Linked DNA regions of Homo sapiens: regions 1 and 2 are each linked to region 3. The links are chromatin contacts, found by Hi-C or POLR2A ChIA-PET in ENCODE. All regions are on one chromosome and are shown on one strand. The core of a region is the stretch at or near the end of the contact, and the rest is flanking DNA. Distances in the headings are between cores, read along the strand shown.

What was found. A loop is a pair of places that touch in the nucleus more often than their neighbours do. ChIA-PET counts read pairs that join two places held with the same protein, here RNA polymerase II (POLR2A). Pooled maps may share reads with other maps.
Region 1: a pooled map shows a loop between it and region 3 (2.9-fold over the local background). The contact joins two enhancer-like sites. A Hi-C loop is called at or near these places in 2 of 50 pooled maps. POLR2A ChIA-PET finds 5 or more read pairs at or near these places in 2 of 52 experiments (OCI-LY7 and activated T-cell).
Region 2: a loop to region 3 is called in a pooled map, with 4 times the contacts of the local background. The contact joins the promoter of RSL1D1 here to the enhancer-like site in region 3. A Hi-C loop is called at or near these places in 5 of 50 pooled maps. POLR2A ChIA-PET finds 5 or more read pairs at or near these places in 2 of 52 experiments (BJ and Caco-2).

The regions. Positions count from the first base shown.
Region 1 is chr16:11,808,658-11,811,357 of GRCh38, reverse strand. No RefSeq gene overlaps it. Among named protein-coding and RNA genes, the nearest start is that of ZC3H7A, 13 kb to the right of the region's middle. Within about 2 kb of position 1,302, at least 8 of the 41 ENCODE cell types and tissues checked have a DNase peak (open chromatin) inside an H3K27ac peak, as active enhancers do; they include OCI-LY7, where a contact is called at or near this core.
Region 2 is chr16:11,850,205-11,852,904 of GRCh38, reverse strand. RSL1D1 (ribosomal L1 domain containing 1) reads left to right here and starts at 1,363. Exons shown (of 9, transcript NM_015659.3): 1 at 1,363-1,497; 2 at 2,487-2,626. The coding sequence starts at 1,393. RefSeq lists enhancers at 161-694, 695-1,229, 1,002-2,201 and a silencer at 1,247-1,433.
Region 3 is chr16:11,494,224-11,496,923 of GRCh38, reverse strand. LOC400499 (putative uncharacterized protein LOC400499) reads left to right here. Exons shown (of 67, transcript NM_001370704.1): 11 at 2,164-2,349. Among named protein-coding and RNA genes, the nearest start is that of LITAF, 91 kb to the left of the region's middle. RefSeq lists an enhancer at 1,757-2,700. Within about 2 kb of position 1,288, at least 15 of the 41 ENCODE cell types and tissues checked have a DNase peak (open chromatin) inside an H3K27ac peak, as active enhancers do; they include OCI-LY7, where a contact is called at or near this core.

The DNA.
Region 1 (2,700 bases), core at 53-2,552, 310 kb before region 3:
TGTTGGCCAGGTTGGTCTCGAACTCCTGGCCTCAAGTGATCTGCCCACCCTGGCCTCCCAAAGTGCTGGGATTACAGGTGTGAGCCACCGTGCCTGGCCTTAACATAACTGTTTACAACAAAACTGTATAACCTGCCCGTCCTGCCTGGATGATTGATTCAGGATGCTTATGTTGATGCAGGAGAATGGGGTCTGGAGGCAGGGAACCTAAAAACTTCCTAGAACTAGGCCGAGTGCAGTGGCTCACACCTGTAATCCCAGCACGTTGGGATGCCGGGGCCGGTGGATCACCTGAGATCAGGAGTTCGAGGCCACCCTGGCCAACATGGTGAAATTCTATCTCTATTAAAAATAGAAAAATTAGCTTGGTGTGGTGGTGAGCACCTGTAATCCCAGCTACTTGGGAGGCTGAGGCAGGAAAATCGCTTGAACCTGGGAGGCAGAGGTTGCAGTGAGCCAAGATCCTACCACTGCACTACAGCCTGGGCAACAAAGTGAGACTCTGTTTTAATAAATAAACAAACAAACATACATACTTCCTAGAACTCAATAAAAGGGAAAAACCCCAATTAACTGTCTTTTTTTTTTTCTAGATGGAGTTCAGTGGCCTGATCTTGGCTCACTGCAACTTCCGCCTCCCGGGTTCAAGCAATTCTCCTGCCTCAGCCTCCCAAGTAGCTGGGATTACAGGCACCCCCCACCATGCTAGGCTAATTTTTGTATTTTTAGTAGAGACGGAGTTTCACTATGTTGGCCAAAGGTCCGCCCACCTCCGCCTCCGAAAGTGTTTGGATTACAGGCATGAGCCCTCCCCGCTCTCCCACCTCCAGGCCAAAACCCCAACTTTCTATGCCCAACTAAATAACTTTGTAACTTCACTTCAGCTATGGCAGGAAACATCCTCTTCATTTCCATGGGGTGTATGCCAAGTAAATAACTTTGTAACTTCACTTACCCTCTTCATTTACATAGGGCATACCAATGGGAAACCTCTGAAGGGTATTTAAACCCCAGAAAATTCTGTAACCAGCATTGTTGAGTCACTTCCTCTAACCTGCTCCCTACTCTGTGGAGTGTACTTTCGTTTCAATAAATCTGTGCTTTTCTTTCATTGCTTTGTGCGTTTCGTCCAATTCTTTTTTCAAAACGTCAAGAACCTGGACACCCTCCACCCGTAACAGTGTGACACAGTTCTGGCCAGAGTCAGGTCCAGGTTTTACGGAAGTATTTGTAAGAGCAAGGCTTTGTGGGAGTTGCTGAGAAAAGACCACCTAAGCCTGGAACTGCTGGCAGTTACGTTGCCGCAAGGGGTGAGTCTGCCTGAGAATGGAAAGCAGAACTGACAGAAGGAGAGAGAGTGCCTGAGTTTCTGATGATACTGACACGAACCTTACCTGGACAATTAAGTTCTATGAGCTCATAAATTTCCTTTCTTCCCCTTAGCCTTGTTTAATTAGGGTTCACTACTTAACAGTCTCTTACAACTAAAAAATTCTTTTTTTTTTTTTTTTTCAGATGGAGTCTCGCTCTGTTGCCCAGGCTGGAGTACAGTGGTACAATCTCAGCTCACCGCCAACCTCTGCTTTCCGGGTTCCACTGATTCTCCTACCTCAGCCTCCCTGGTAGCTGGGATTACAGGCGCCCACCACCAAGCCTGGCTAATTTTTTGTATTTTTAGTAGAGACAGTGTTTCACCATGTCAGCTAGGCTGGTCTTGAACTCCTGACCTCAGATGATCCACCTGCCTTGGCCTCCCAAAGTGCTGGGATTACAGGCGTGAGCCACCGCACCCAGCCAAAAAATTCTTGACATATGCACTCATAACACCTTGAAAGAAAATACCAGTGAAGTGCTTGAAAGGGAACTGGTCCCCAAAGGGTATTTGAATCACTAAGACTTGGGCAAGATTTGACTGCTTAGATTTGATATATGATATTCTAGTTCTAGGCCCGGGCGCAGTGGCTCACGCCTGTAATCCCAGCACTTTGGGAGGCCGAGACAGGCGGATCACGAGGTCAGATCGAGACCATCCTGGCTAACACAGTGAAACCCCATCTCTACTAAAAATACAAAACATTATCCGGGTGTGGTGGCGGGTACCTGTAGTCCCAGCTACTCGGGAGGCTGAGGCAGGAGAATGGCGTGAACCCAGGAGGCGGAGCTTGCAGTGAGCTGAGATCATGCCACTGCATTCCAGCGTGGGTGACAGAGCGAAACTCCGTCTCAAAAAAACAAAAAAAACACCAAAACTAGTTCGAATCTGGTTAGAACAACTTTATTGCTGGATTTTGACATCCTAGCAAAAAAGGTGCCAAACCATTGTCATACGTTTTGTGGATACATTTGCATATTTTATTATTATCTTTTTTTGAGACAGTGTCTTGCTCTGTTGCCCAAGCTGGGATGCAGTGGCACGATCTCAGCTCACTGCAACCTCTGCCTCCCGGGTTCAAGTGATTCTCCTGCCTCAGCCTCCTGAGTAGCTGGGATTACAGGCGCACGCCACCACGCCTGACTAATTTTTGTATTTTTAGTAGAGACGGGGTTTCACCACGTTGGTCAGGCTGGTCTCGAACTCCTGACCTTGTGATCTGCCCGCCTTGGCCTCCCAGTGTTAGGATTACAGGCGTGAACCACCACACCTGGCCAAATTAGCAGATTTTAAATCCTTTCGCTGATCCAAGCTGGGAAAAAAGACTT
Region 2 (2,700 bases), core at 114-2,613, 360 kb before region 3:
GAACTGCTTGAACCCGGGAAGCGAAGGATACAGTGAGCCCAGATCGTGCCACTGCACTCCAGCCTGTGCGACAGAGCGAGACTCCATTACAAAAAAAAAAAAAAAAAAAAGGAAAAAAATTAATTAAACCCATCCAACAAGAGAAAGGAGAAGTATCTCCTAAACATGCCTAGAACATCTCTGGAAGGTTCCAGGAGACACTGGTAAGGGTACCTCTGGGGAGGCGGGTGGAGTGGGAGGAAGACATTACAAAGCAAACCTGTCCTACCCAAGGGCCGCGTGCGGCCCTGGAGGCCAGGCTTTGAATACAGCCCAACACGAATTCGTAAACTTCCTTAAAGCATTACGAGATTTTTTTTAGATTTTTTTTTTAAAGCTCGTCGGCTATCATTAGTATTAGTTTTATATATGGGCCCAGGCAATTCTTCTTCCAGTGTGGCCCACGGAAGCCAAAAGATTGGACTCCCCTGTTCTAAGGTATTCCATTTGTCAGTTATCCAGCCTCCACTCCTAACCTGTTTGTTTAGCGACAAGGTCTCACTCTACTGCCTACGCTGGAGTGCAGTGGCGCGGATCAGAACTCACCGAGCCTCGAATTCCTCAAGATCCTCCATCCTCCGCCTCCCAAGTAGCCGGGACTACAGGCGCGCACCACCACGCCGGCTAATGTTTATAATTTTTGGAGAGACGGAGTCTCGTATATGCACGGACTGGTCTCCAACTCCTGGAATCCCTCCGCCTCGGCCTCCCAGAGCGCTGGGATTCCAGACGCCAGCCACGCGCACGACCAGCCACGCTTATTTGTACAGGATCTTACCTCCCGCCTCTCTGCGAGACCAGAAGCTCCTAAGAGACTGGCCCAGACTCATCTTTCGGTCCCTCATGCTGCTTAACGTGGCAGGTCGGGTGGCTCCGGGTGGCTCCCGTGCCTTATATTTCAGGGACTCCTCACCAGCCTGGGGTTGGCGTCGCCTAAAGTCAACGGGCAGGTGGGCAGTGGAGCCAGGATTCCGCGCTCTGCCCATGCCACGCGCGGCCTTCCCGGAGGCGGGGACCGTGGAGTGTGGAGGACCCCACTGGGCCTCCTGACGGGACTCTTCTCTCGCCTCAAGGCGCTTTCTTGATTTCTATCTAGTAAGAGTGAGAGGACACCCAAGCTACTCCCCACAGCTCATGGAAAGCTGGAGAAAAGCGGAAGAGCAGGTGCCTCCTCAAAGAAGGGATTCTGACAGCAGCCACTGCCCCGGAGAGCGAAACCCCACGCTCTCCCGGAAATGACGCACAGAGGCTCGGTTCCCGCCCCCTCGCTTCCGGGGCCGGGCTTGCTCGCGCGTGCGCACCAGAAGCCAGCAGTGGGGTTGCACACGCGCCTCTTCACGAGGTGGAAACAAGATGGAGGATTCGGCCTCGGCCTCGCTGTCTTCTGCAGCCGCTACTGGAACCTCCACCTCGACTCCAGCGGCCCCGACAGCACGGAAGCAGCTGGATAAAGAACAGGTGAGTGGTTCCTGGGGAGGGTGGCTTGGAAGCAGTGTGGCGGTTACCTCGTGAGGCGCAGGGTGCCGGAACCCGAGTGCGTGCTCGGCGGACTTCCCCGGGGCTGTGGGACGGTCGCTGGCGGGCCGTGTGCCTCAGCTGTCTCTCCCCTTTACACACGTGGGTGGGCGCCTGCTTTCCCTGGTCCTGCGGCCTGGCGCTAGTGAATTGGGTTGCAAGTGTGCTGTGGAGCTAGATGAGATAGACCTGGCGACCTGGCTTAGCTTCCCTATCATTAGCGCTTGACCGAATCGCTTAGTTTTGCAGGTCTGTTACCCGTTATTTAAAGTGGGCCCTTCGGCTCCCCGTTATCCAGGATCGGGAGAGGTAATGAGTGTAAAGCGCTTTGGCCTGGTACATGGTAAGAAGGTGCTCAGTAGGCCGGGCGCGGTGGCTCACGCCTGTAATCCCAGCACTTTTGGAGGCCGAGGCGGGTGGATCACCTGAGGTCAGGAGTTCGATACCAGCCTGGCCAACATGGTGAAACCCCGTCTCTACTAAAAATACAAAAATTAGGTGGGCGTGGTGGCGGGCGCCTGTAATCTCAGCTACTCGGGAAGCTGAGGCAGGAGAATTGCCAGGAGTTCTCAGTAAATGCTAAATGCATTTTGCTTTGCGTTTTTCCTGGGATTACTGCTTTCATCATTGAGGGCAGGAGGGGCACGTTTCCCTCTAGCCCAATCTCTTTAAGTAGAAGAGGTGCCCTTCTGCACACAGTACTGGAAGTGGGTACTTAGGCATGTTTGATGGATTCTTAGATTTCTGTGAATATAAACTGCAGGATCCTAATAGATACGGTTATGGAGGTTACCCCTTGAAATAGAAGTTGGAAGGGAAAAAATAGAAGGTGTGGGAGGGGGCAAATGCTAAATTAGATTGAGAACATTTCATTTATTTGTGTAAGTTATTGTGAAAACATTTCACTTATTTGTCTAATTTCCACTTTGCAGGTTAGAAAGGCAGTGGACGCTCTCTTGACGCATTGCAAGTCCAGGAAAAACAATTATGGGTTGCTTTTGAATGAGAATGAAAGTTTATTTTTAATGGTGGTATTATGGAAAATTCCAAGTAAAGAACTGAGGGTCAGATTGTAAGTTGTGATTTTCTACCTTTGCTGTTTTTATCTGTGTGTTTATTCTTTGTAACTCGAACAATTGCATCATG
Region 3 (2,700 bases), core at 39-2,538:
ACACACACACACACACACACACACACACACACACATTGAGGCATACACGCCAAGACTCACGTACCTGGAGATGCAGATATACACCCCAGTGTATGCACATGTGAAGACATGGCAGGACATGCACATACACACAGTAGGACACTCACCCAGTGGGACGTGTGGAGACAGCCACCCACACCTGGACACATGCATAGGCACACCAAGACACACTGGGCTGTGCGTGGGCACACAAGGGACACACAGTACACACACACGCACCTGGACGCATGGGCACATGCACACATCCAATGGGACACACGAGATGCCCACATGGGGACACGTGTGCACAGGCATCCACCAGGAAATACACGCATACTAGGGTACTCGAGTGCGCTGAGACACCTGCACACCCAAGTGGGAACGTACACACCCACAAGCACTAGGATTCTACAGCACACACCAATATGCACACACACAGATGCTTATGTTCACACCTTCACACAGTGTGCTCACACCCTAGCGTAGTAACACAGATCTGGTGAAGAGTCACGAATCCAGAGAAAGAACAGAGCTGGGCAGCTCGGGCGTGGTGGCTCACTCCTGTAATCCCAGCACTTTGGGAGGCTGAGGTGGGCAGATCACCTGAGGTCAGGAGTTCGAGACCAGCCTGGCCAATATGGTGAAACCCCATCTCTACTAAAAATACAAAAATTAGCCAGGCGTGGTGGCAGACATCTGTAATCCCAGCTACTCAGGAAGATGAGGCAGGAGAATCACTTGATCTCAGGAGGCAGAGGTTGCAGTGAGCTGAGATTGTGCCACTGGACTCCAGCCTGGGTGACAAGAGCAAGACTCCATCTCGAGAAAAAAAAAAAAAGGACAGAGCTAGGCAGAGATTTTATTTCTCCACAGCTGCCAAGCAGTCCCTGTTCTGGAGTGACGTGGGTCTAGCACAGAGGCCCCTGTTCACAGCCAGGGCCCCAGGGCTGGATTTTAGAGTGAGCCCAGAATTTGCATTTTGAGAAGCCGTGAGTGTTGGTATCATGCCTGGCCTGGGAGCCAGCCTCTCCTGGGTTAAGTCTCAGTTCTATCTATAGCTGTGGGCTACCTGAGGCACGTCCCTTACCCTTTCTGTGTCTCAGCTTCCTGTGTCTCAGCTTCCTGCTCTGCAAAATGGGAATGATAAGAAAGGCAACGTGTGTGACATGTTATCAGCAGTCTGGCTTGTAGTGAACACAGTTTGTTTACTAAGATTTGTTGGTCTAGACTAGGCACGGTGGCTCATGCCTGTAATCCCAGCACTTTGGGAGACCGAGGCGGGCAGATCACTTGAGGTCAGGGGTTCACCACCAGCCTGGCCAACATGGTGAAACCCGGCTTTACTAAAAATAGAAAAATGAGCCAAGGGTGGTGGCACGTGTCTGTAATCTCAGCTACGTGGGAGGCTGAGGCAGGGGAATCACATGAACCCAGGAGGTGGAGGTTGCAGTGGGCCTAGATAGGGCCACTGCACTCCAGGATGAATGAGAGAGCAAGACTCCATCTTAAAAAAAAAAAAAAAGATTTGTTGGTCTGATTTCTCTGAGGTGCCTGGGGCAGGGAGCAGCTGTGTCCTGAACCCCCTCCTGTTTGCCTTCCTTTCACTGAAGCCCTGGAGTGAGGGTAGCTGGGCGTCTGAGTCGTGGGCCACATGGAGTGCCTTTTTTGTTTTGTTTTCTTTTTTTTTTTTTTTTTTGGAGACAGAGTTTCGCTCTGCCACCCAGGGTGCAGTGCAGTGGTACAATCTCAGCTCACTGCAGCCTCTGCTTCCCGGGTTCAAGGGATTCTTGTGCCTTAGCCTCCCGAGTAGTTGGGATTACAGGCACACACCACCATGCTCGGCTAATTTTTGTGTTTTTAGTAGAGACGGGGTTTTGCCATGTTGGCCAGGCTGGTCTCGAACTCCTGACCTCAGGTGATCCACCTGCCTTGGCCTCCCAAAGTGCTGGGATTACAGGCATGAGCCACCGTGTCTGGCCTCTGGGGTGCTTTTAAAATGTTCCCTGAAAAGAGCAATTTGTTCAGACTCTGGGGGACTCAGCTCTGTATTATGAAGTTGCCCAGGTGAGTCGGTGTGTGGCCAGGGTGAGGCCTGTGAAGTGCATTTACCCACCACCTCGGGTGGGGGCCGATTTCTGTCCCCAGCCACTGCTCCAGACCCCGAGGGCCAGCCCTGGCGCCTTCCTGGGCATCTCAGCCCTGGTGCACAACCTCTGTGCTTCTCTGGACGGGCCCTGCGGCCAGCTGCCTGGAGTCGGCTCCCTAGTGAGGATCCTGGGAGACGCCTTGGGTGAGAACTGTACCATCCAGGAGCCCTCGGATGATGACAAGGTGAGGACATCCAGTGTCCTGAGTACCGGCTTCAGTGCCCCCAGTGGGGCCGAAGCGAATCAGGCAAGCTCCAGGTGGAGAGGGTGGGGGTGGGTTCCCCCCTTTGCCCCTTCCTCCTATCCCTCATTCCCCCTTCCCCACTTCAACCCGTCTCCTCACCCTCCTGCCTGCCCCCCCACGCCACTGCCCCTTCTATACCACTGCCCCCCCCACACCACTGCCCCCCAACACCACTGAGTGGGGGTGGGGTGAAGGGGGGAAGGGGGAATGGGCTGAGATGCCCAGGAAGGCGCCAGGCTGGCCCGCGGGGTCTGGAGCGTGGCTGGGGACAGAAATTGGCCCCTACCCCGA